Regions from separate parts of the Mus musculus genome. Here regions 1 and 3 are each linked to region 2. A link is a loop called in an ENCODE intact Hi-C map of the cell type or tissue named here. Cell type or tissue: heart. All regions are shown on one strand.

Region 1 (8,000 bases), 290 kb before region 2:
TGCATGCACACACACACACACACACACACACACACACACACACACACACACACACACTGCCCTTGCAGCTCTCACCACATTGGGTTGAGTATATACCCAGGATGTCTTGTCTCCTATTCAGTAGTCCGTGCATCTTCCCCTGCAGAATTCCCATGTCCCCGGCCTACACAATATCTATTTTATTGAAACATGCGAACTTCTTTTTTTTTGTTAGATATTTTCTTCATTTATATTTCAAATGCTATCCCCAAAGCCCCCATACCCTTCCCCTGCCGTGCTTGAACTTCTACTCACTTCACTTTGCAGGTCTTTGGCTTTTCTCTGGTTTTGTGCATGCCCATTATTATGCATTCCTCTTAGATTTCATGGCCTTCTGACCTTTTCAAAATAATTTTTTGTCATCATAGTTTGCATTCTTCTTTCATATGAGAAGAATTTTTCTAACATAGGCTCTTGACCAGATCCTGTCTACCCCAGCCTGTGACCCAGATTGTTGGGTATATCAGCTGTTCTTCCATACAAAATGAGAAGATTTAGGCATCGTACTCAAAAGTATAATCTTTAATGGGAATGAGATGGAATTTCAGCTGGCACTCTGTTCCTAACACTTCCCTGAACCTCTTTAGCTTGATTTGAAAATTATCCCCCAAAGCCCAGACAAGACCCACTAACCATGTGGGACAGAAAGAGACATCTTCTCCTGCTCAGTGGGGCTGTGCTTTGCACATTATCCAATCTCATTATTCCACTTGGGATGTTTATTCTTAGCACATGTTTTTGCCTTCACTAACTTGCCTATGAGACCTTGGAAACATTCCTGCTTAGAAGGCAGTTTATATGTGCACATGGGGACTTGGGCAGCCATATAGATGGACACCAGTAATGAAAAGTGGTTCATATGGGAGGCCACATTCATGAAGCAGAGAGGATGAAACATCTCTCTGCTCCATTTGGAGGGCCAGTGTGCTGAATAGGACTTGTAGGATCACTGACGCTGGGTGATGGGTAGTTGTGTCCAATGCATGCTGGGATTGAAAAGCTTTATTAAACAAACCATTCAATTTTTAGCAAAATAAAATACATTAAGATAAAAAAAATAAAAACCCATAACATCAAGGACAAAGCAAGCCAACAAAAGAAAAAATAAGCCCAAAAGAAGGCATAGAATCAGAGACCTACTTGTTCATACACTTGGGAGTCTCACAAGAACACTAAACTAAAAGCTATAGTATACATGCAGAGCACTGGTTGAGACCTATGCAGGCTCTGTGCTTGGAGTCCCAGTCTTTATGAATTCATATGTGCTTTGTTCATGTTCTTATAGTGTTTTACATTTCTTTTAGCTCTCACATTTTTCTACCTCTTTTTTTTTTTGCATTTTAATCAGATATTTTCTTTATTTACATTTCAAATGTTATCCCTTTTTCTAGTTTCCTCTCTGAAAATCCCCTATCTCCTTTCTCCTCCCCCTACTCCCCAACAGTTACCTGAGCTTGGAAGAGACAGATTTGAAAGAGACATCACTGTTCCAACCTCCCCTGCTCTGCAGTGTGTGTGTGTGTGTGTGTGTGTGTGTGTGTGTGTGTGTGTGTGTGTGTGTGTAATGTCTGGGTGTGGGTCTCTGCAATTGTCCATCTACTGCAGGAGGAAACTTTTCTAATAATGGCTGAATAAGGCACTGATCTATGAGTACAGCAGAATATTATTAGGAGTAATATTATTACTACTTATATTCTTGTTGTTGGTTTTCTTTTATATCTCTGGGCTATCTAGTCGTAGGTAACCTAGGCAGTGTCAAATATGGCCTTCATCTCATGGAATAGGCCTTAAATCCCCCACCCCACCCACATACACCCTACAGCCTCTGAGTATGCAAATGAAACATCTTCCAACACCCCTGCCCTAGTCAATGGTACATGGCTGCACAAAGACCCCATCCATCCCGGAGACCCTAGCCACCTCTTCAGAGGCATAAACATCCACCCCCCACACACAATAAACTGAACTAGTTCTCCAAAGCTGTTTCAGGGTTGTATTCTTTACCTGTGCACTCATCACCATCCAAGATACTGTACTGCTTCCCTCACTCCATTCCAGACTAGTGTATAACAAGTTTGGATACCCCAGGGAGAAGTAGACACAGTGCAGCTGTTTATCATTTACTTGATGCCTAATATTGATATATAAGCATATTTATCTTTGTGGATCTGAGTTAACTCAGTGAGGATGACTTTATCTAGTTCCATCCATTTGCCTGCACATTTCCTGATGCCATTTCTTTCCTTCTTTTTTTTTTAATGTTTTATCTTTTTTCCTTTCTTATTTTTTGATCTTCTCTCATATACTACATCTTTACCTACAGTTTCATTTCCCTCCCCTCTCAGCATCTCCTCCCTCTCTTCTTCACCCTTTTCACCCTCTCCCTACCTCCCTTCAACAGTTGTATAATACTCCACTGTTTTAAGTATACCACATTTAAAGAAAATCCATTCTTCAGTTGAGGGATACCTACATTGTTTCCAATTTCTGGGTATTATGAATAAAACAATAATGAACATGTTTGGGTAAATGCCCTTTGAGTATACGTCCAAGAATGATATAGCTGGGTTTTGAGATAGATTAATTCCTGTCTTCCAGAGAAACCATCACACTGATTTCCATAGTGGTTGTGCAAGTCTACACTCACACCAGCAATGGAGGAGTGTTCCCACTATTCCACGTCTTACTAGCATAAGCTGTCACTTACGTTGTTAATGTTAGCCATTCTGACAGGTGGAAGATAGAATCTTCTTAATCATATATCTTCTATCTCCAGTGAATGGACCATGGGCATGAAACGAGTGCAGCTTAGAAGGAAGAAGTTTGAAAACAGAAATGACACTGAGTCTTACCTGGACCATGGTCATGTTTTATAACTGAAGAGTAACTTAAACTCATGACTTTCTTGTTAATATAATTGATAAACATTTAATACAAGCAAATATTTGTGAGTCTTCTATCTCCTCTCCACCTCAGTGTAAAGTTCAGAGTAGGAATTGAGTTGAAGGTATATTTGAGGATTGTTGTTTGCAATGCAGATCTCTAGTGAGTGATCATGAAAGTGGAGAGGCAAATCCTCTCCTGACCCATAGGTGATGCTTCCCTGTACACATGTAGATAATGGGTATCACAGGGTCAGCTAGTGAAAGCAGGGTTTCTAAACTAATGAACTTAGCTTCCTATGGTTGTATTAGAAAAAGATCAGGGAATGTTCACTTTCTAAAATAAATTGGTTTTGCTATGCCCATGCTGTTTGAGGACTAGCTACTGATAAATCCTGATAACATGCACTGCTCAGGGGTTAGAAAGAATCTCCTATCAGTTTCAGAGACCACCGGAGAACCTCTCTTCAGCTGGCTAGGAACTAGTGCTGACCACTTGTTAGAGGAACTAGAAATTTAATGTATTTGATGGAGTAGGGCAGCTACAACAAAGATCTAAAGGTTACCAAGGTTTGTGATGAAATAATAAAGAGAGAGAACATAATCGGGCTTGCAAAATTGGAAAGGAGTGAGCCAGAAGAGGAGTGAAGAGACTGAAGGAAAGTGAAAATTATAGGAATATGAGAAGCAAATAATTACTGGAAATAGTTTTGCACCATGATATGGGCTGATTGATGAACATTTTACATAGACTCCCTCACAAGGGAGATGAGCATGCATTGGGGACATTGGCTAGTACAGTTACAAGGCACAGTGAAGCATGGTCAACCTCTAAGCACAATTTCTGTGAGTTCTTTGAAAGATGGGAAGCCATTATTCACAATGGGCCGGTGCCAGGGACAATGGTATCTCTTCACAAGTAGTGGACTGTGCAATTCCTTTCTTTAACAGCCAGATGGTGCTTGAAACTGCCTCCAGAGACATAGCCTTGAAAAATCCTGATAAGTCATACTTGGTGTGAACTTTGCATTGAGAAACAAAAGCCTTCTTAACAGACAACACTGAGTATAGAAAGAAAAGATAGAAAGGCTTATGGAAGGGGCAGAAATACCATTGTGAGTAGATCTTAGCCCACTGGAGGAGGGCTGAAAGAACATAGCATATGGCCTAGAGGCCCATGTTGTTACTGAGATCACAGCAGTCCAATACACCATTTAGCAATAGCCCTACCAAAAAAAAAAAAAAAAAAAAAAAAAAAGGCCATTGGAAAGATTGTGGTATGTGTAGGATGAGATGCTACAACTAATCTCTACTCAAGTCCAACTTACGGTTGTAACTAATCCCAGGAAGGGATCCTCTCTTCAAGCCCAAGGGGTTATCAATTCTGGAAGTACAATTACAGACAGAACGGTAATTTGAGGGCCACCGAAGTATCAGCAGAGTAGCTGAGGGGAGTGTTGCAAACTCACAGTAAGGGTTGCTTTTCTGTTTAGAAAAATATATATCAAGGTAAAGCCTCATAGAACACTGATGGAAGTGGGATGAGAGGATTTGAAAGGTTCTGGTTTGCAAGGAATTCGCTATGAACTAATTGCCATCTTATTTCTTCCCCCTTTTGTTCCTTAGGCTTCATAGATGAAACATTAAACTGCTGCATCCTCAGACCAAGTGTATTTCTAGAGGAGACATTCTTAAGCATCAAAAGTATCACATTGGCCTTGCTGCTCTGTAAACTCAGGAGCTCATTTCTAGTTCTAGGGGAAAAGGAATGGCCATGGAGAGTTATGGGGTATATCAGAAGCTCCTATGATCTGTCTCTTGATTTTAATGAGGTTCATTTCCATGTGGTCAATCCAAGGGCCTGTTCCAGAGCTTTCAAAAGAGGACACATATCTGGAGTTTCCATTCTATTTCACAATGAATAACATTATCTTCCCAGTTACTTTGAGTGTCAAAAATGTAAAGTTCGTGAGAATGAGTAGCTAGACTTTACCCACCAATTCTGTTGTGAATGGAAATGCCTTCTTTGTCTTAGTTATTAGAACACTAGGATCAGACAAGGCTTGAGAGAGACTCTTACTCAAGCTAGAAGCCATACTTGTATCCAAAATCCTGAGGCTGAACTCAGAAGCCATGGATGCCTCTGAGATTCTAGCACTGAAGTCAGAAACTATGTGTGCCTCCTAGACTCTAATGTCAAAGTCAGAGACCATGTCAAAATTGTCATCACCCAAGTATTGTATAGTATGTACTTTCAGACATGTCACCCTATTGTTTGCCATTTACAGTTGGTTAGCAGGAAGGTTTAAAAAGTTGAGGATCAAGGTGTCAGACAGGCTGGTTTTTTCTAAGCATCTACACTAACTAGGCTAAATATTTCAAGAAGTGTCTGAGCCCAAAAACAAGAGAACAAAAAAACAAAACAAAACAAAACAAAACAAAAACAAAAAACAAAAAAAAAAAAAAGGATGCAAGGGATGATAAGGAGAGGGGCTGACCACCTGGGCAGATGGGGGAGATGAAATTTGAAAATAAACACTTTTGTTCCCCAGTCCAACCCTGATTCCTATAAAGTCTGCTGGCTAAAAATGAGATGTAAAGATGATCTGTTACCTTCTCAGATCACCTGCCCTCTAAACAAAGAACACTTTTAAGATGCAGCCTTTGCTGCCTTGTCTGGCCTCAGTAGGAGAGGATGCACCTAACTCTATAGGGACTTAATATGCCTGGGTTGAGGGATACCCAGGGAGCCCCACCCTCTCACAAGAAAAGGTAGAGTCTTTGTGAGGGGGGACTGGGAAGGAAGGCAGCGATTGAGATGTAAGAAATAAAAAAATTACATACATACATACAGTAAAATAAAATATAATATAATAAAAATATGTAGGCCCTTTCTCTGCTCGTTGACCTTTGTGATAATAATTAGCATGAGTATTCTGCTTACATCCACTGTAGCCTCCTTGACAAAGCTTCAAGAGCCTAGAGACATGGCAATGCCACATCAAACAAACAAACAAACATACACACGTGTTTGCCAACACGTTCACTTTAGCAACTCTCCCTTTACTAATTAATATACATTGTCAAACAACAATTTCCACATAGAAGTCCCATAATCTAATGAATAGTATTTCCCCCAAACCAGCTAACACTCCTACCTACCCTTCTTTTCTTTACATAAACTGCTTTCTACTTTGAATATGCTTTTTCAAAAACCCAACTAACCAATATTAGTATTATAAATGGAAATTCCATTTCAACAGAAGGCATAATATGATAATTAATTTGAGTTTACTTTGGGAATGTCTTCGATGACCCTGTAGTTCACAGTTCAGTGTCCTGGTTTAAAAGAAAGAGTTAAGTCAATATCTTTATTATTGTATATCCCTCAGTATTTTGTCTTTTAACTGGTTTGAGGCTCCCCAGTCTATGAATTGCCCCTAAGAAACTGAATATACCTCACAGATACCAATTTTGTAAATGATGATATAGTTATTGTTGTTATTACATAAGAAAAGATGCAAAAAAGTAGTATAATCCTTTCTGTAAGATATCAGAGGACACCAGCATTCTGTGGAGGTGAAGGAAAGAGAAGGGAGTAGGGGGAAGGAAGGAAAACAATCAGTGATGGAGGTACCATGTTCAAGAGCTCTGAGAAGTAGCATCCTTTTGCAAGTAGCTTCCACCTAACTCAACTGTTAGGTTGATGCTAAGTCTCAACACTTATGACCATCAAGCTGAAACTACCAACAAGAGAAGGAAAGGAGCACTGTGTGGAAAAGCAATATCATGAAAAGAGTTATTGCTTTCTAAGAGACTGGAACATTTTTTGCTCAATCTCACAACCATGGTTAATAATACATTTTGAGGTCAATTGAGACGTAAGATTACTGTCCTACTATGTTCAACCTGTTTTAAGAAAACAATGTACAATCAACCTTACTTGCCTTGGATTTCTCATATAATAAACTTTTACAACCTCAGCTAATGTATAGCTGTAATCTTAAGCTTTGCTCTCTTCCATGCCCCTGAGCTAGATAGTGCATCTCTATCATTTGCAGCAAATAAGTTGAAAAAGAAGTTGAAAGCAGCTTCCTAAAATCTACTATAAAGGCTGAAAGCATCTGTTTGTAGATATTCATTGATAAATGATGATTTGTGTAATCTGGGCCAGTTGATCCAGTGACCAAATCCCTTGTAAAATTGTTAAAGATTTCTGTAAAATATCCTATCCTTCCTCATGTAATACTTTCTATGCTGTTCAATAAGGACAAAGTGAAGCCCTTTCTAATGAACAGCGAAAGACAGACATAATCACACAGACACATGACAGACAGACACACAGTTCACATAATAGACATACACACAGGAAAAGACATGCACAGACACAGGAACAAACTGATTCATAGTGCAGCCTTCAGGCAGGCACAGATTTAAGCTCACACAACAGACAGCGAATGGAAGACATGGGGAGTTTGAAGTAAAGAATTCAAATCTTGTTTCACTCTTGCTTAAGAGACTTCAAGGGGAAATGTTTTTAATGTCTTTCTTAATACTACACCAATAAATTATTGGTAACTTGAACATAATCACTAACACATTATAATCCAAACATCAGTGAAGGCAGGAAGGAGAAGGGAAACAATGAAGATAGAAGAGTCCTGCTCATCAGAGCAGAGACTGCTCATGGATAATAGGAGGACCTCTAACCTTCTTTCCTTGGAACAAAGGACAGCTTGGTGAGAGGGTGTCATTCTCCCCGTCTGTCTTCAGTTCCATTAAATCTTGCACCCCACAGCAAGGCTGCATTCAGCTTGCCCATGCCTTTCTTTTTTCACAAAGTCCCCTCCCACAGAGGCACAGTATCCAGAACTAAGTAACGGCAGGCAAGCATTTCTCATTATTATATAGGCTGAGACCAAAGATGACTTTATAATAATAGAGGGAGAAAGCAAGCACAGGGGCCCTTATAAATAGATTATAAGGCTTGATGGATTTATCTTAGTGTTCACAAAATGACTGAGCTTTTCTGGTCCAGAGTAGTTGGAATGGAACAAGTTCTGAAGCTTTATTGCCAAA
Region 2 (8,000 bases):
TAATGAATTTTAAGATAAAAATAAAACTTGTTCACTTGGTTAGTCCTAAGGTAAGTTTTCTAGTCTTTATCACATTCATTTCTATTTTTTTATTTCCTTCCTTCTGTCAGCTTAGCTAGTTGGTTTTCTTCTTCCTTCTCTCTCCTCCTCTTCTTCCTCCTCCTTCTCTCCTCCTCCTCTCTTTATTCCGTGAGGTATAAAGTTAGGTTATGAGCCTTAGATTGTTTTTAACTTAGTATTTCTTGCTTTTAATATCTCTCTCATGACTGCTTTGCTGAGCCTGTAGGGTTTGGTACAATTTTATTTTTATCTGATTCAAGATTTTTTTCTAAATGTTGTCTTGATTTTTTCTTTTTGGCCTAGTGGTTTTTCAAAGGTTAGTTATTCATGTCTTAGGAATTGTTTCATTTTCTTTTGGCATTAAATTATAGACTCATTCATTGTAGTATAGAAGGAATTTGATATAATTGATATGTTATTTGATATAATATAGGATCTGATGACTTATTTTTCAGTCATTTATTCTTCCTTGAAGACTACTGCAAACACTTGGGAGGAATGGACATTCTGCTCCTAGGTGGAACGTTTTAGATAGGCCTGTTAGAGCCATTAGGTTTATAACATGAATTAAGTCTGTAATTATTGACTTTCTGTCTGGTTGTTCTGTCTGTTGTTGAAAACCTGGCACTAAAGCCTATTATTATTGGTATTAGGTTATCAACATCTTCAGATCTATCCATGGTACCTTATACTTTCAGGTGCTTTGACATCTAGTATGTGTATAATTAGTTATTTTGTTGAAATGACTTTTCCAAGATAAACTCTTCTTTATTTTAAGGGTTTTGATTTTGAGTCTGCCTTGTCTAAGTGTGGCCACCTCTATTCTGTCACTGTCGCCACATGTTTGGAATCTTTTTCCATTTCTTTTCTTTCATCCTCTGTGCATCCTAAGATCTAAGTGTGGACATCTGCCACTCTTTACTATATCCCTTCTGTATGGTGAACATTCACACAGGATAACAGAATGGTGGACAGTGCACACCACTTTGAAAGGACAAGCAGTCTCCAGTTCTGATTTGCAGAAAAAAATGTGGCATGCAGTTATGACTAATTCGAACCACTAACATTTTCTACACTTAAGCAAAATTTCACTCAGCGACAGAAAAAATATACAATTATTTTAAAAAATTTACAAATGAAACCTCTTTTGCCTTTTAGTTTATAATTTGTCTTTGACTTATAGAGGGGTGATATCTTCCTTTCTATCACTCATGCTAAACTTTCTCAGTTACCTTAGTGTCTCGGGGCAGAGAGAAAAGTGCACGAAGAAGGGATCTCCTCCCATGTCTGCAGTGACTCGGGACCTCTGCAAGCATGTGATCTAAACCATCCCCCAGGGGCTCCACTCACCTTGGTGATGTCATTTCATGTCACTAGAAAGTAAAAGCTTTGCACTGTGAATGCAGTTTTCTCTTGGGAACCTAGAGAAGGGCTTATCTATGCAATATATTAGATGTTTTGAGAAGATTAAATATTAGCCTAACCTTCAAAGGATAAAAATAGCTTTCCTTGAACATTCTTGGAGTGTTTCAGGGTTCTGGAGAATTTCAGTTCTTAAAATAACACTTGCCTTGCCCATTTGATCACAGTGGTGCCTGCATGCTGTGGAGAATGGAAGGGAGGAGAAGGAGCCCCCAGAGTTGCCTTTTTGTCTCTACTCTCCTGAAGGGTGTGGCTGTGCTTTTCCCACAGGGACTGCCAAACTGAAACATACTTTGCTCCACCCCCAGAGGAAAGTACTCAAGCTCTGTTATAGAACACTCTTGTTTCTTGGTCTGAAAGAGGGAACTGTCCTGTGTACAGCAGGGGATGTCACATACATGAAATCCAGATTGCTCACTCTCAAGCTGTGGCAAATCCTAGTGCTTGGACCATTGCCACCTAGCTCCTGGGCTTCTTGATCCTGCCTCTGGGCTGTCTTTGAGAATTTATAAGCCCTAAATTTCACATAACTGAGAAGTTCCCAAAACGATTGCTGTTACCTCTTCCTTTCACCCTTTGGCACAACATTAGGTAAGCGCTCCCATGTAGTTTAGTCTTTGGGACAGTAGTTCAAGTGTTCTGAGATTCTCTTTAAAGCCACTGCTAGTAGGACTAGGATTGCAGCTCACTGGTAAAACATATGTGCTTGGCATATACAAGACCCTGGGCTCAATCCCCAGAATCCACCAATAAAATGGCAAAGTCAATATTTCCCCTAGTCATTTCATAGTAATTGACACACTTGAGAAATCACAGGCACCAGTGCAGCCTGCCCCTTCATGGACATGCAGCTCAGATGCCTTCTCTGTGATGCTTGGGAGGTGATGTTCTCCTTGTACCTCTGCCCTCATCTATTTCTTGCAGTTCCTGCTCAACTGCTCCCCAGGTCTCAGTCTATGTACAAAGAAAGCTACCTGTAGGGAATGAAGCCAGCATTGTTATTTAACCAGGTAGAAGATGCCTCAACTCACTGCTTCATTTGGAAGAGGATAAAGTGGTACATGCATGACATGTGGTGCTATGTCATCACTGCACAAGGATGGCACACTTCCAGACAGCCTAGGGAATCTGTGGATCACAGTCCCCAGTACCTATACCCCAGGCTCTAGACCCTAAGATCATCTTCCTATGGGGGAATATGTTCTTCAGATGCAGTACCTCTGTCAAGCTCATTGTTAACTCTTCTCTACAAAACTGCTTCTCTCCAGAACAATTTCAATTTGAGTCTTTCTTTCAAATCCTCTTGATGCACCCTGCTGCATTCCTGGTACCTGTGCTACCTTAAGATGGAGGCTAATTCACCACCTTCCTCCAAGCCTGGAGAAGACCCAAGAGGATCCTGACTTCAGGTGAAAACCTCTGAAGAAGCAGCACATGACTCAGAAGCATCTTGCTAATGCTTAATACAGGATGATAGGTTAAAGTGAACCGGTATTTTTCCTTCGCCCCTCCCCAAGGCAAAAAGTGTAGAGGCAAGGCATGCACTGTAGACAATGGCACCATCTAGTGGTGAGCAGCCCACACCACTGATGACAGAACCCTCTGTGAGGAAAAGTCAAGCAATTAAAGTGGCTTGATCTGCTGCAACCCTATAGGTGGAACAACATTATGAACTAACCAGTACCCCCGGAGCTCTTGTCTTTAGCTGCATATGTATCAAAAGATGGCCTAGTCGGCCATCACTGCAAAGAGAGGCCCATTGGACATGCAAACTTTATATGCCCCAGTACAGGGGAACACCAGGGCCAAAAAGTGGGTAGGGGAGTGGGGGGGAGTGTATGGGGGACTTTTGGGATAGCATTGGAAATGTAAATGAGGAAAATACCTAATATATATATATATATATATATATATATATATATATATATATATATATATATATATAAAGTGGCTTGATCTGACATTGACTTGCGTTTCATCTGGATCCTTCTCGTAGGCCTTAAATAAAAGTGCGACTTTTTCTTTTAAATAAAAAACATTTAGTTCTATTTTACTATGTTCTCTGAGAAGTGTCACACTAAAAGAGGAAAGCATGCTTTTCTAAGCTAAAACTGTCCTTTTGAAGCTACTGCTAAGATGGCAGCAGGGCCAACACACTGTTCCTGACTGTCTTGGCAAAATTCTTGTAACAAATACCTCCTGCCTCTGAAGCAAGGTCTTGTTGTATAGCTCAGGCTGGCTTGGAATTTGTTTTGTGCCTAGGCCGACTTGGTTTTGAAATTCTCCTGCTTCAGCTTCTTGAGTGTTATGCCTCACCATACCTAGCTTGTAAATTTGTATTGGTAGAAAGGTATATGAGGAGTGAGCATGTACTGTCTAAATCTAATAGTTTGCCATCAAATACTTGGGCCATTATAGAAGGAGGCGGTTGGGGTGGACCAATTGGAGTTCTTACAATCCCAGGGAACCATAGGCATGAGAAACAACACACTGGCTTTCCAGCCTGAGAGTCATATGGAGGGGGAAGAGAGCCTCAGAGAAGCAGTCCGAATACTTACAGTGCACTCAGCCTACAAGCATTTCCTCATCCCTTGGACTCCCGCCTCTGACCTGCAAGGATTCTGATGTGGATGTAGAAACAAATTAAATTTCACATAGAATATCTAGTAGAGTAGACCTGATTTCTTCATTTGCTCATTTTGCTACAGACGCTGGTTGTGCACAGCCTAGGATGGCCTCATGCTCACAAGCCTCTTAACTGCTGAGATTATAGGTGTGCACCCCTACCTTCTGTTGGAATTATATTTATTTCTAACAGCAGCACACCTTCTGCTGAAGGAGTCTTCTCTGGGTCAGCATTTACAGTGGATTTAGAAGAGGTAGGAGAGTTCTGTGTTAGCTCTGGAAGTTCTGGAAGAGGCCAGACTGTTGTTACAGCTCCTAAAGAACGCCGCTGGCATTCTGAATGTATGTTCACATGCCTTCCGGCAACATTTCCCTTGATAACTTGTGACTTTTCCATGAACAGTTTTGTTATCATAAAAATAAACTTAACTTGACACCATCCAAAAAGAATAATGCAATGTTCTGTGCTACAGTAAGAAGCTGTCTGCAGACTGTGTCTTATTCTCTGTTCTAAGAGAGCCTTCATCAAGATACATTTGGAGTGTGTGTTTGTGTGTGTGTGTAACTAATAGTGATATGGAGGAACCAGCATATAGAAATTTAAAAATAAATTGGACTGTTACACAGGGTTGATCTTTATTCATTAATGCCCAAACTCTATCTCTTGAGTCCCCTTTGTTTTCTATAATAATGTCAGAATCGGCATGTATGTATTTCATCTGATGAGTTTATTGAGCAATATATTTTAGTGGCAAACACTGAGTTTTACAGAGATTGAGAATATTTTGTCAAGTTTTCCTGGGGATTAAGAACATTTAGCAATGAAATTATAAAGCCTTTATCTATTAAAGAGTTTTAATTTCCCAAGAGGCCTTGGTCTCGTCCTTCATTTTTCTTAAGGCCATAAAGTTCTGTTTGAAACGGCTTCTATATAGATAGGCAAGTCAGATGGTGCATGAAGCCTACAGCCACTCAGTCCTCACAGCCAGTGACATTCACCAGAGGCACCAGTGCCCAGTCCAAGAGGGCCTTCTTGCCAGCACAGCAGTGTTGTCATTAGCAAACATTTCTTATGTAAGATTCCTCAGGTGTCCACGAATCTCCAGTTTAATAAAATATATAATATCACAAAGCATCATTAAGTTAATACTGTTTTTCCTCTTGTTTTTATGTGTGATTTTAAATTAAAGATATTAAAAAAACAACCCAGGTGGTATTCAATGGATAGACCACTCTCCAAATATTTGTAGGGTCCTAGTTTTCACCTCTGGAGTATACATGTGAATGGGCATGTGTTCTAAGACTCATGTACATGTACACATATATTAATACACATGTCTACTCACACACATGCCCACTCATACACACACACATATACACTCACACACATATACATGTATGCTCATTCACACATGTATACATACATGTATATTCACATACCCATGCACACTTAAACACATTCTCATATACACACATCCTCTCTCTCTCTCTCTCTCTCTCTCTCTCTCTCTCTCTCTCTCACTCGCTCACACACACATACACACACTCACATATTCACACACAGGAATACTTGCACACATGCACAGGCACACACTCAGGAACATTCACACAGAGGCATACTCATACACATGCAAACATCCACACACACAGGATATATTCTTGCTGTAAAACCTGAAACACTTGTCTGATGTTCAAGCTTCTCCCTTTAAATTCCTGTTCTACCAATAACAAGACTTCTGAAATAGTTTCAATTGTTTTTCCTCCTGCACACCATAAAGACAGGCCACTGTGACAAGTGAATTGTTATATTCACCACATCTGATTCCTGTCAATGGAAAATAGAATAAAAAGTAGTGGTATTGTGGTACACCTGCATGATTTGAATGAAACAATATTGCCTGCCCCTCCAAGCATTTGAAAGACAACAGCATATTTAGGATCTAGGTGTGCACTGGCTTCACTGGTGTTGTTGGATCACTCATAGTTCCCACAGCTTTCATTGCAAGGGTGTGTGTAGGGGGGGAGGTTGCGAAAGCTTGCCCTAGAGGGGTCTGAGTTGACTGGATCTGGGAGGGTCAGGTTTGCACTTGAATGACTGAAGAGATGTCCTCACCTGGCAGGGGCCTCAAAGGCAGGTAGAAGGAAGACCAGAGCCAGGCCATCTGTGGTTCTGCTGGGTTTTTGTTTTGTTTTGCTTTTTTTTTTTTTTCAGATGCCACTGAAGTATGTTACAGCCCCTGAATGATACTGGTGTTTGCAAGAAGCTTGTGTGTGTGTGTGTGTGTGTGTGTGTGTGTGTGTGTGTGTGTGTGTGTGTGTGTACATGAGTGTGTGCTAGGAATTATACTCAAGTCCTCTATCTGCTCTAGTTTTGGGGTGGGCGGGTATCCTGATAGACCAGGAGGAGGCTAGAAATGGAGAAGAAACTTGTTATTTAAGGAAAGAAATGGGTAGAATTCTCTAACTCTCCTGGCCCTTCTCTGGAGCCTCAAGGGTCTCATGTGAGCAATGGAACTAGGACTGGGACCCAGTCCTCCCTGTCTTGCTACCTGCAGAGAGGAGCCCTAGAAAACTCAGTCCAGGACATGACAGTTCCCTTCTGCAGCAGGCTATTTCAATATTCAGGATGTGTTTCCCCTACTTTGGATAGGTGCAGAGTGTGTGGGTATGGGACAGGGTCTGTGTGATACACTACTCTACTTCAAAATCCCAAGTCCCATTGTCGTATGTATTCCCAAACATTTTCTGTGCTCTCTTGTATGGATTTCCTTCTTGGGAGCATTAAGGATTCTGAGCATCCTTGGGTGTGACTGTTAGAACTAGAAGGTTCCTAATGTCCCTGTCCTATAAGAAGAGAATTTGTGTGTGTATGGTAGGGAGGGGCAGGGGTGGGGCCTGGAGGAGCTGCAAAGCTGTGGATTTGTCCCAGCTGTTATCAAAGTCTCCCAGGACCAATTTCCTTCTCAGCTCTCAGTATAGGGCACCCTAAGATCTGCTTTCTTCTCAGTTTTGGCATTACTATCTATTGATCATGCTTTTGCAGTATCTTTAGACAAAGTAAACAATAGGGGTCTAGTTTCTCATTTAAACCATGCACTGCACAAATGAGTGACATTCACCAGAAGAGAGTAGTTGAAGGTTTCCATTAAAAGCTGAGGTTATCATAGCTGCTACTGCACAGAACTGTTGAGGCTGAGAGACCCTCCTCTGGGAGTAGTGTGATAATATTCAAAGACAGAGTCTAATGGGCTTAGGCCTAGGTACTTCTCCCTTGCATAGGATGAAGGTTCTGAGATCAGGAGGTTCATATTGTGTCTAACTCACTCCCCTTTTGCCTCCCACCATGTGAGGATACTATCTCTCCAGGTCAGATGATGCAGCATTCAAAGGCCAATTTAGAAGCAGAGATTTGGGCTTCATTGAGACAATCAAACCTTTAGGACCCTAGATCTTATTTCCCAGACTCCAGAACATTGAGAAAACAGTGAAGGAGCAGAGAGAAAGGAGCAGCTCCATCCACAACACTTGAAGTGCAGAGGCCTGGTGGAAGTCAGGGATGGTGCAGCAGTGTCTTCAGGCCAGGCATGGCTGGCACATTATTAGAGTGCTCTGGTCTGTACGAAGAATCCCTTCTCACTTGGGGAATCCATGTGTGTGTCTGGCTTCAGGCCAGGACTGGTTAAACCCTTATACCTGGGAAGTGAAGTTTTGCTCCCAAGCTGTATCTCATCTCCTAAGAGGAACTTTTTGTTTAGTTTTATTTTTGTTTGTTTTTTTTTTTTGGCTTGTGTGTTTATTAGTCAGGATTCTCTGGAGGAACAGAATAGTTTACAGGGTATGGCTGAGCTAGTCTGATAATGGCTGTCTACCAACACAAAGTCCAAGAATCCAGT
Region 3 (8,000 bases), 190 kb before region 2:
AATAATAGTACATACACATTAGAGAAACCTAGGCTCTGGTCTAAAAGGCTCTTGTTCATCTGCTTCACACCCATAGTAGGGAAACCATCATGGACTCTGGCTAGAGTTTCTACAGAATGCCACACAGCCAGTGCTTAATGCATGTTTTCTCATTTTAATACCAAACAATAACTAATTGTTTTAACTATGAACAGACTTGTGGATAGTGAGATGAAATGATTAGTTCTAATGCAAAATCAGAGGCTGAGATAACAGAAAAGGAGGCACCAGCAAGGAAAAGGGATGGGTGTGGTTTCCCGAGACACATAAGAGCCTTTCTAATTCTTCATAGCAATTTAGAGGAGTAATTCCTACTTGGAAATATGAATTTGTGCTAAAATCCCATTTGCTCGATGTGCTCTAAAGATTCTTCCTTGACCTTTGCCAGAAAGAATTTAAATAGCCACGTATGAGCAAAGAGCTCAGCGCCTTCACCATGACTGTGCTGTAAAAGAAATGGCAACTCACTGTAAAGAGAATGTTTAGATCTTTCCATTGGTGGAAAAGATGGCGCCTCCTCCAAAGAGGTAAGAAGGAGAAGAAGGGGAAAGATAATAAAGGAGAAATATGGAGTCAACAACTCTAATGAGCCCAGTGAAACCGAGGGATTTGTTTCTTTCTCTCTTTTTTTTTCCAATCAGCCTCTGGTCAGGTTCATTGGATTTTCTGTCAAGTGTCACAAAACAAAACAAAACAAAAAAAAAAAAAAAAAAAAAAAAAAACCCATTGAGCTGTCTTTGCTCATATGCATCACTGGAAAACCAGGCTGAAACATCACAAAAAGGATACATTTAGTGCTGACATCAATCCAGGTAAATTGTATTCCATCACAACAATGTATCACAATGTATCTCCCTGAACACAATATAGCCATAGAGGAAATTACTCAAAAGTCACATTTTAATGTTTCCTATTGTGCCCCGTGTACCTTAAGGAGGAATTATCTGGCAATACTAGCCCCAGTACAATAGCTAATTTTGAAATATTTAAGTTTTCATTTATTGTGAAGTACTAGGATTTGAACCTCTGGTATTACAAAGGTGGTCTACCACTGAGCTCCGCCTTTGGGTCATGGAATGCCATTTACAAAGGCTTTTCTTTTCTTTCTTTCTTCTTCTTCTTTTTTTTTTTTTGTTTGTTTTGTTGTTGTTGTTGTTTGAGACAGGGTTTTTCTGTGTAGCCCTGGCTGTCCTAGAACTCACTCTGTAGATCAGGCTGGCCTCGAACTCAGAAATCCGCCTGCCTCTGCCTCCCAAGTGCTGGGATTAAAGGCGTGCGCCACCACCACCCAGCTTACAAGGGCTTTTCTTAAAGTCTCTTAGTCATCACAAGTCTCTCTCCTTTACTGAAATAGCCTTGCATTCCATTTGCAGAGTCAGGCTCTACTTCAGCTTCTAGTGTTTATTTAAAGCTTTATGAATTATGGTGACACTAGAGGACTGCTTTTTTCCCATAGCAGACACTGGCAGATACAGCATACAAGAGGGCCATGAAGGGAGTAGCCTCTGAAGAATGCCAGGATGAATTTTGGCATACAAAGAAGGTATGACTTAAAATATTCCATTTCTGTTTATTATTCATTCTCACTAAGGAAAAAAAAAGCAATATGCACAGCTTGAAAACAGTAGGACATTCTGTCCCCAGGGCTTCATTACTGCATTTGTAATGCTCTGTCCCAACCATGTGTCTTGGGAAGCACACATGCCCAGGGCCCAGAATCTTGTTTCATCTGGAACTGGGGAGGACTTTAAAACTGGAGGAATCTTCAGTCTATTAGGAGCTGAACTGCACTCCTCTCGTGCACAGAATGCACGGGTTGAGGTGATAACCTTCAGGAATACAGAATGTGCTTGTGTTTGGAGACAGGCCCTATAGACAATTAATTAAACTAAATGAGGTCATGAGGCTAGGCCCAATCCAATAGCACTGGTGCCCTTATAATCAAAAGCAGATATGACACAGGCACATGGAGTGAGGGTAGGTAGGGCAAAGATGAGTCTATAGGGGAAAGATACCCATGGGAGAAGTCTCAGGAGACATCAATTAAACTGTTGATCCTTTCGACTCAGACTTTCCGTTTTTAGAACCATGAACGTGTCTGTTGGTTCACCCTGAAGTCTGTGGCAGCCCCAACAAACCATACTAAGGCCACTTCAGTTTCTCATTTAAAATGTCTCTCACCCTGGAGATGGAACTCAGTGGAAGAGCACCTGTCCAGTCTCTGTAAAATCCCAGCATAGCTGTCCAGCCTATATGAGACCCTAGGCATCTGTCTAGCATATGTGAGACCCTGTGTACAGCCTGTATGAGACCCTGGCACATCTGTGCAGCCTATGTGAGATCCTAGCACATTTGTCCAAAATATGAGATCCTAGGTGCCTGTCTAGCCTATATGAGACCCTAGCACATCTCTACAGCCTCAATGAGACCCTAGCATATCTCCCCAGCTTCCGTGAGACCTTACCACATCTGTCCAGACTATGAGAAACCCCAGGTACCTGTCGAGCCTATAAGAAATCCTAGATCTCTCTCCAGCATTTGTGAGACCCTAGGTACCTGTTCAGCCTCTGTAGGATCCTAGGTCCCTATTTAGCATGTGTGACACAATAGACAACTGAGTATGTGGGCAATTTTGTCTGTATCTACCTCTTCTGTTTTTATTTTTTAATTAGTTTTGTTAACTTTCAACTTTTTTCTAGGGACTGGGCCCAATGTCTTGATTACACAAGGAACATGCATTATCATGAGCCACACCCACAGCCAATACAAATGAATTTTGAAAGTCTCATTGCTTACATCAGGGTCAGCATGGTCAACCTAGTAACAAATATTTGATAACACAAAAATATCAGGGGTTGAGCTTGGGCAGTGCTCCTTCAGAGCTCTGCTGGGAGAGTTTTTTTGTTTTTTGTTTTTTTTTAAGAATGTATTATTTTTAGTTATGTCTCTGTGTGGATATGTACTCATGAGTGCAAGTGCTCTCTCATGACAGAAAAGGGTTTCAGATCCCCCTAAAGCTAGAGTCAGAGCCTGAATGTGGATGATGGGTGCTGGATACTGAACAGGGGTCTTCCACAAGAGCAGGACATGATCTAAATTCCTGAGCCATCTCTCCACCCACCTCAGTTTCTACACCACTGAGAAGTTAGCATTCTTAAGGGTTTGACCAAGGTCAAAGAGGCCCTGCAATAACTAGAGCTGCCTTGTCATCGGAGACACCCAGTTTCACCAGAGATAGACACTTGATGTTGCCTTAAAATGAGACCATACTATATCTAATACACCAGTAACTGTGCAGTAGATTCTAAAATTTCTCTAAAAGAAGGAGGATGATCGTGATGGCTGCTCAGTGTTACAGAAGCAGTAATTCCTACAAGGGTGATGCTCACATGCACAGACCAGCCTTGAGCTGAAGCTGCAGCCTTCAGCAATTTGGCCACAAGAGGGCAATAGTCTGGGATTCACTGCAACTGACTATAGGGAAGGTTCCGCCACTGGATAGCAGTTGCTACATAGCTCCCTGGCTGTGTAATGCTCCAAGTGGCTGTTCTTCTGATGGCTCTGAATGTTCAGTACATGAAATAACATAGGTGGACCTTACTAGCTGGAAAGAAAGAAGTGGCATGGCGATGCAGCTGAGAGTCCTCTTCCCCTTTCCTTGAACTTGCAATTCTGCTAGAAACTGCATCATTCTATGAAGCAAAGTCATCAAAGTAAGTGCTACTCCTTTCTTTCAGAGACACCCGAAGCCTCCAAAGCAGGGTATCTTCCTAATGCTCCATCCACTTCTTTAAAGCTGATGATTTAAAGTATTCAGGAGGATCAAAACACGTACTATGGACATGTGTGCTATTCCTGACAAAGGACATGAGCACCTGCAGATTTTTATATCCTCAGGATGGAGGTGGGGAACCTTGGAACCAATTCCCAACAGTAAACTGGCATTTCACACTTGCATTAATTAAATTACTCATAATTATTCAGTGAATGCAAAGCAGATTTTCTGCATCTTACTACAGCAGTAGTGGCAACCAAAAGGACATTTCCAGTTCACAGAAGTGAAATAGGCTAATCTTTAGGCTTAGCTGATGAAGTGTAAGGACTGCACAGGTGCACATTCTGTGCCTCCGGTACAGCACTGCCTACAAGAATCTTGACGAGCTACGAGGTAGAATTAAGAGGGAGACCTCCTGTCAAGGTCGTTTCATGACACTGGCCCTGGTGAGAAGGGATGCTGTGTGCAGCAGCACCTCCTAGCTGGCCAGAACCACTGCCTACTTCTGCAATAAGCACGTTTGGAAAACACTTCATTCTGTTCTATCAGGACCCTATCCCGAAAACATCCTCACTATCACTTGTCAGAACAATCCTAGGCCAAAAGAAACTCCAGGTCCTTCCTTTACCTTCAGTCTGTATGCCACCTCTGGACATCAGCCCCTAAATGTTCGCTGCCTGGAACAATGTCTCTGACTGGTTTCCTGTATTATTAGGTCTTAACACTTGCCATAGGCTTGGGCCAGGCTAGCCTGAGCACAGAAGTATTTTTCTGCTATTTCCTAGAAACAAAAACATATTTCAAGACAGTGGTGAGAATCTGTCAGGGTAACTATCCTGACCACCTTCCCTGTCCTCATTCCTGCCCCAGTGATTGGGATAGCTCTCCTCGCATTCTCTCTCTACGAAAATGGATAGCTGCTCTGGTACCTAAGCTGCTGTCTTCCCAGGAACTTCTGATAGCATCCTAAAGACAGCAGGCAAGTGCCACTGTTTGGAACTTGCACAATGCCCTCCATCTACCCCAGGTATACACACACAAACACGAACACACACAAAGACAGAGACAGAGAAAAGGAGGAGAGAGAGAGGGGGGGGAGGGAGAGGGAAAGGGAGAGAGAGGGGGGAGGGAGGAGGGAGAGAGGGAGAAAGAGAGCACATGCATATTAGCCTCCTGCTTCTCTGGGAAAGGCTGAGAAGACCTATGGCTCCTTCACTGGACCACAGGTCCCTTGAGAACAAGAACTCTGTACCCCATGAGCCACCACAGAACTTGATGTTTAGGGATGGTCAAGAGGTAATGCCTGCTTATGTTCCATACTCTTCTGCATTACCACAAACCTCTGCAGTGGACTCATTGGGGATAAAGAGGTAGAACGCGTATTGACTGCTGTTTGTCAACAGTAGACAGGCTTTGCCTGGCACTGGGGAAGGTACGACTGTTAAGAGGCTACGAGAGATTCCCCATAGTTCCAAACACCAAAGCCTTTTCTTTTACAAGGCCAAGCATGTTTCATCTCAAAAAAAATGTAAGATGATTTCTCCACAGCCTGTAATCTCGTTCTATATCTCTTGACAGTGTGTGAAAAATACTGATCTAATTTAGGCAAGCATTTTAACCCAAATTGATGAAGTAATTACCCCATTCTACTTCTGCACTTGGAAAGCAATCTGTGCTGCACACAAGCCTGGCAGTGTTGCGAGATTTCCCAGGAGGCCACTGGGCCAATACTATACTAAATGAGTGGGTGAACCAATGAGTGGGTGAACTTTGCCAGCATTGGTTGGACTAATCAAAATCTTCAACTTGTTAAGGAAGTTATGGGTCCAGTCCATTATGGCTCCTCTGACATGTAGGAGGGAATTCAAGCCTGTTTGTTAAATAGGTATGTGTTCAGATGACATTCCTCCCATTTAAATTAAATTTAATATACCACAATTGCTGTGATGGTGCTATTTAAGGTACTTCTATTATGCTCATGCATACAAGTGACATAGTATATGTTCTGGTGGGTCTCACAGTTCTATGTGGGTCTCACCATTTCCTGGCATCATCATTTCCAGGGTATCAAAGCAGATGCCCCAAGAAGAGCATCAGGTCCTTCTTCAGGGACAACTTCACACATGTCCATACCATTGGGGGCCTCCAGGAAGCCCAACATATCTGATAGGTATTGAGGACGAGAGTCTGGGTCTTTACACATTTCTCTTCTAACTGCAAATTTTCTTGTCATAAACCCAAGTATTAGAGATTAAAGGGACATTTCTTTGAGAGTAGAAAGCCAGCTTTTCCCTGATTCCGTTCTGCTTGTAGGAGCCGTTCCCTCCTCTCCCTTCCCACCTTTTAGTCCTTTGTTCTCTTGCCTCCTGGCTGGTTCACAGCCCAGAACCCTAGAAGCTCCATTTAGATGGTAGCAAAAATCAAAAGGCTCAGAGTACCGTGCTTGAGCCTGAATTCTCAAAATCAAAGCCTTTCTTTCCCTCTTGGCCACAAATACTTCATGCTGCTTTAGTGGGCCAGTTGTCAGCAGAACCCCACATTACCTTTTATCAAATGTGTTTAAGTGCATCAAAGACTGATTGTGCATTTAGATAGCAAGTAATGAATGCTGTTTCACCCAGTCCTGAAATGAGGGCTGTTCTTTAAGATAGCTGGCTTGAAAGAGTCTGTACTTATTCCAGCACGGTGCCGCCGCAGGAAGCACTCTGCAGTGGCGCTGCTGAGCTAAACTGCACAGCCAGGGCACAAGTCCAGGCTCTACTCTGTTCTGTCTCACAGCCAATAACTACTTTGTGCCTCTTCCATCACTAACAGTGGCAGGGATGACATTAGCAAAGACGGGCTGAGGTCTGTGACCTACGTGTCTTAGAGACCAGTGAGCCCATCGCCTGGTGCGAGAAAAGGCTATCCTGCTGAGACAGACCTAGGAAACACCCGTGAGGTTGTTTTGTTTGTTTGTTTGTTTGTTTTCTTTTTCTTTTTGTTTCTTTTTTTTTTTTAAATGAGGCCATAAAGAACTGCATCCCAGAGAATAGCTGAATTGAAAGGAAGATTTCTAGGACCCAGAGACAGAGGGACAGGTACCTAGAGGTAGAAAGCAATGGAGGCCTCAGGTTTACTTATTAGAAAGCAATAGTACATTTCTCTCACAGGTATTTTTGAGGAAAATTAAGATGAGGGATAGAAAAAGACAGGCAGCTAATGCATTCTGAATCCAACTTGGAGAATGGCCACACAGATGGCAGCTGGGATATGACATTCTAGACCACATCCAGATTAGCTCCTCCATCAGCTTCAAAAGGCAAATCAGCCCAGCAATCTAGACCAGAGCTCCAGCTTCACACAAGGACATGCTGGGACTGAATGCTAAAGTCACTTATCCCAAACACCAACTTTAGCAAAAGATGAAGAGGCATCAAGCCAGGACCCACATAAGGCAGAAACTCAAGAAAGCTGAGGTCAGGTCTTGCCGGGGCCCCTTTAACTCACAGGCTTACTCGCTCTGAAAGAGGAGAAGGAACACCTGAGTGTGCCTAATGGAACAAATTCTATACCCTAGGGGGTTTGTATTCACTTTACTGTCACTGCATCAAATAACCACAGATAGGACTCAGAAAGCAACACAAGTCTGGTACCTAGCTGCTCTCTGGGCTGAAGTCAAGGTACAGGCTCTGAGCCAAAGAAAACTCCAGCAGAGAATCCACCATCACCCTGGGCTTTGGGATTCTATTCATTTTCACAATCAACACTGGGAAGAGTGATCCTTTCTCTTGTGGAGTCACTTTGATAATTGACCTTTCGCTTCTGTGGTTACACTAAATTCCCAGGGATAATCTGGGACCATCTTCGCATCATGGAAGAAGCTGACTATTCATTTAATCTCATTTTCAACCTCAGTTTCCCCATCATTAGCTCAATATATTAAAAGGCCGAGAGGCTTGAGATATAGACTACGCCTATAAAGAGGTTTTTTTAAAAATGAGTTCATGGAGAACTGCACCCCCAAGAGAATGAGGGAACCGAAAGAAAGATCCTCAGCATGGAGACTGCATAGGGGGTACCGTGTAACCTTGAGTTAAAATAGCTACCCAGCTGAGAGTCAATAGGGAGGTTAGAAAATCTCAGTCCTAAAATACAGATTATAGTGATTCCACACAGAGCACACACAGAGAGAAGGGTCCCCTCT

Evidence for each region. Hi-C counts contacts between places; a loop is a spot of excess contacts. Peaks named below come from ENCODE experiments on the same cell type or tissue, not always from the same donor. Only the 100,000 strongest peaks of a DNase experiment are listed, where the experiment ranks them.
Region 1: it touches region 2 in a loop (4-fold over the local background); 11 of 42 quality-filtered maps call a loop at or near these places.
Region 3: it touches region 2 in a loop (2.8-fold over the local background); 10 of 42 quality-filtered maps call a loop at or near these places.

The regions. Positions count from the first base shown.
Region 1 is chr7:58,866,747-58,874,746 of GRCm38, reverse strand. No RefSeq gene overlaps it. Among named protein-coding and RNA genes, the nearest start is that of Gm39019, 140 kb to the right of the region's middle. In heart, a CTCF peak has its summit at 3,879; no DNase peak of the experiment used is centred here.
Region 2 is chr7:58,579,475-58,587,474 of GRCm38, reverse strand. No RefSeq gene overlaps it. Among named protein-coding and RNA genes, the nearest start is that of Atp10a, 75 kb to the left of the region's middle. In heart, a CTCF peak has its summit at 3,035 (motif pointing left); no DNase peak of the experiment used is centred here; H3K27ac peaks cover 439 bases.
Region 3 is chr7:58,765,951-58,773,950 of GRCm38, reverse strand. All of the region lies in intron 2 of Atp10a (ATPase, class V, type 10A), which reads right to left. Among named protein-coding and RNA genes, the nearest start is that of Gm39019, 39 kb to the right of the region's middle. In heart, CTCF peaks have their summits at 3,452 (motif pointing right) and 6,516; no DNase peak of the experiment used is centred here.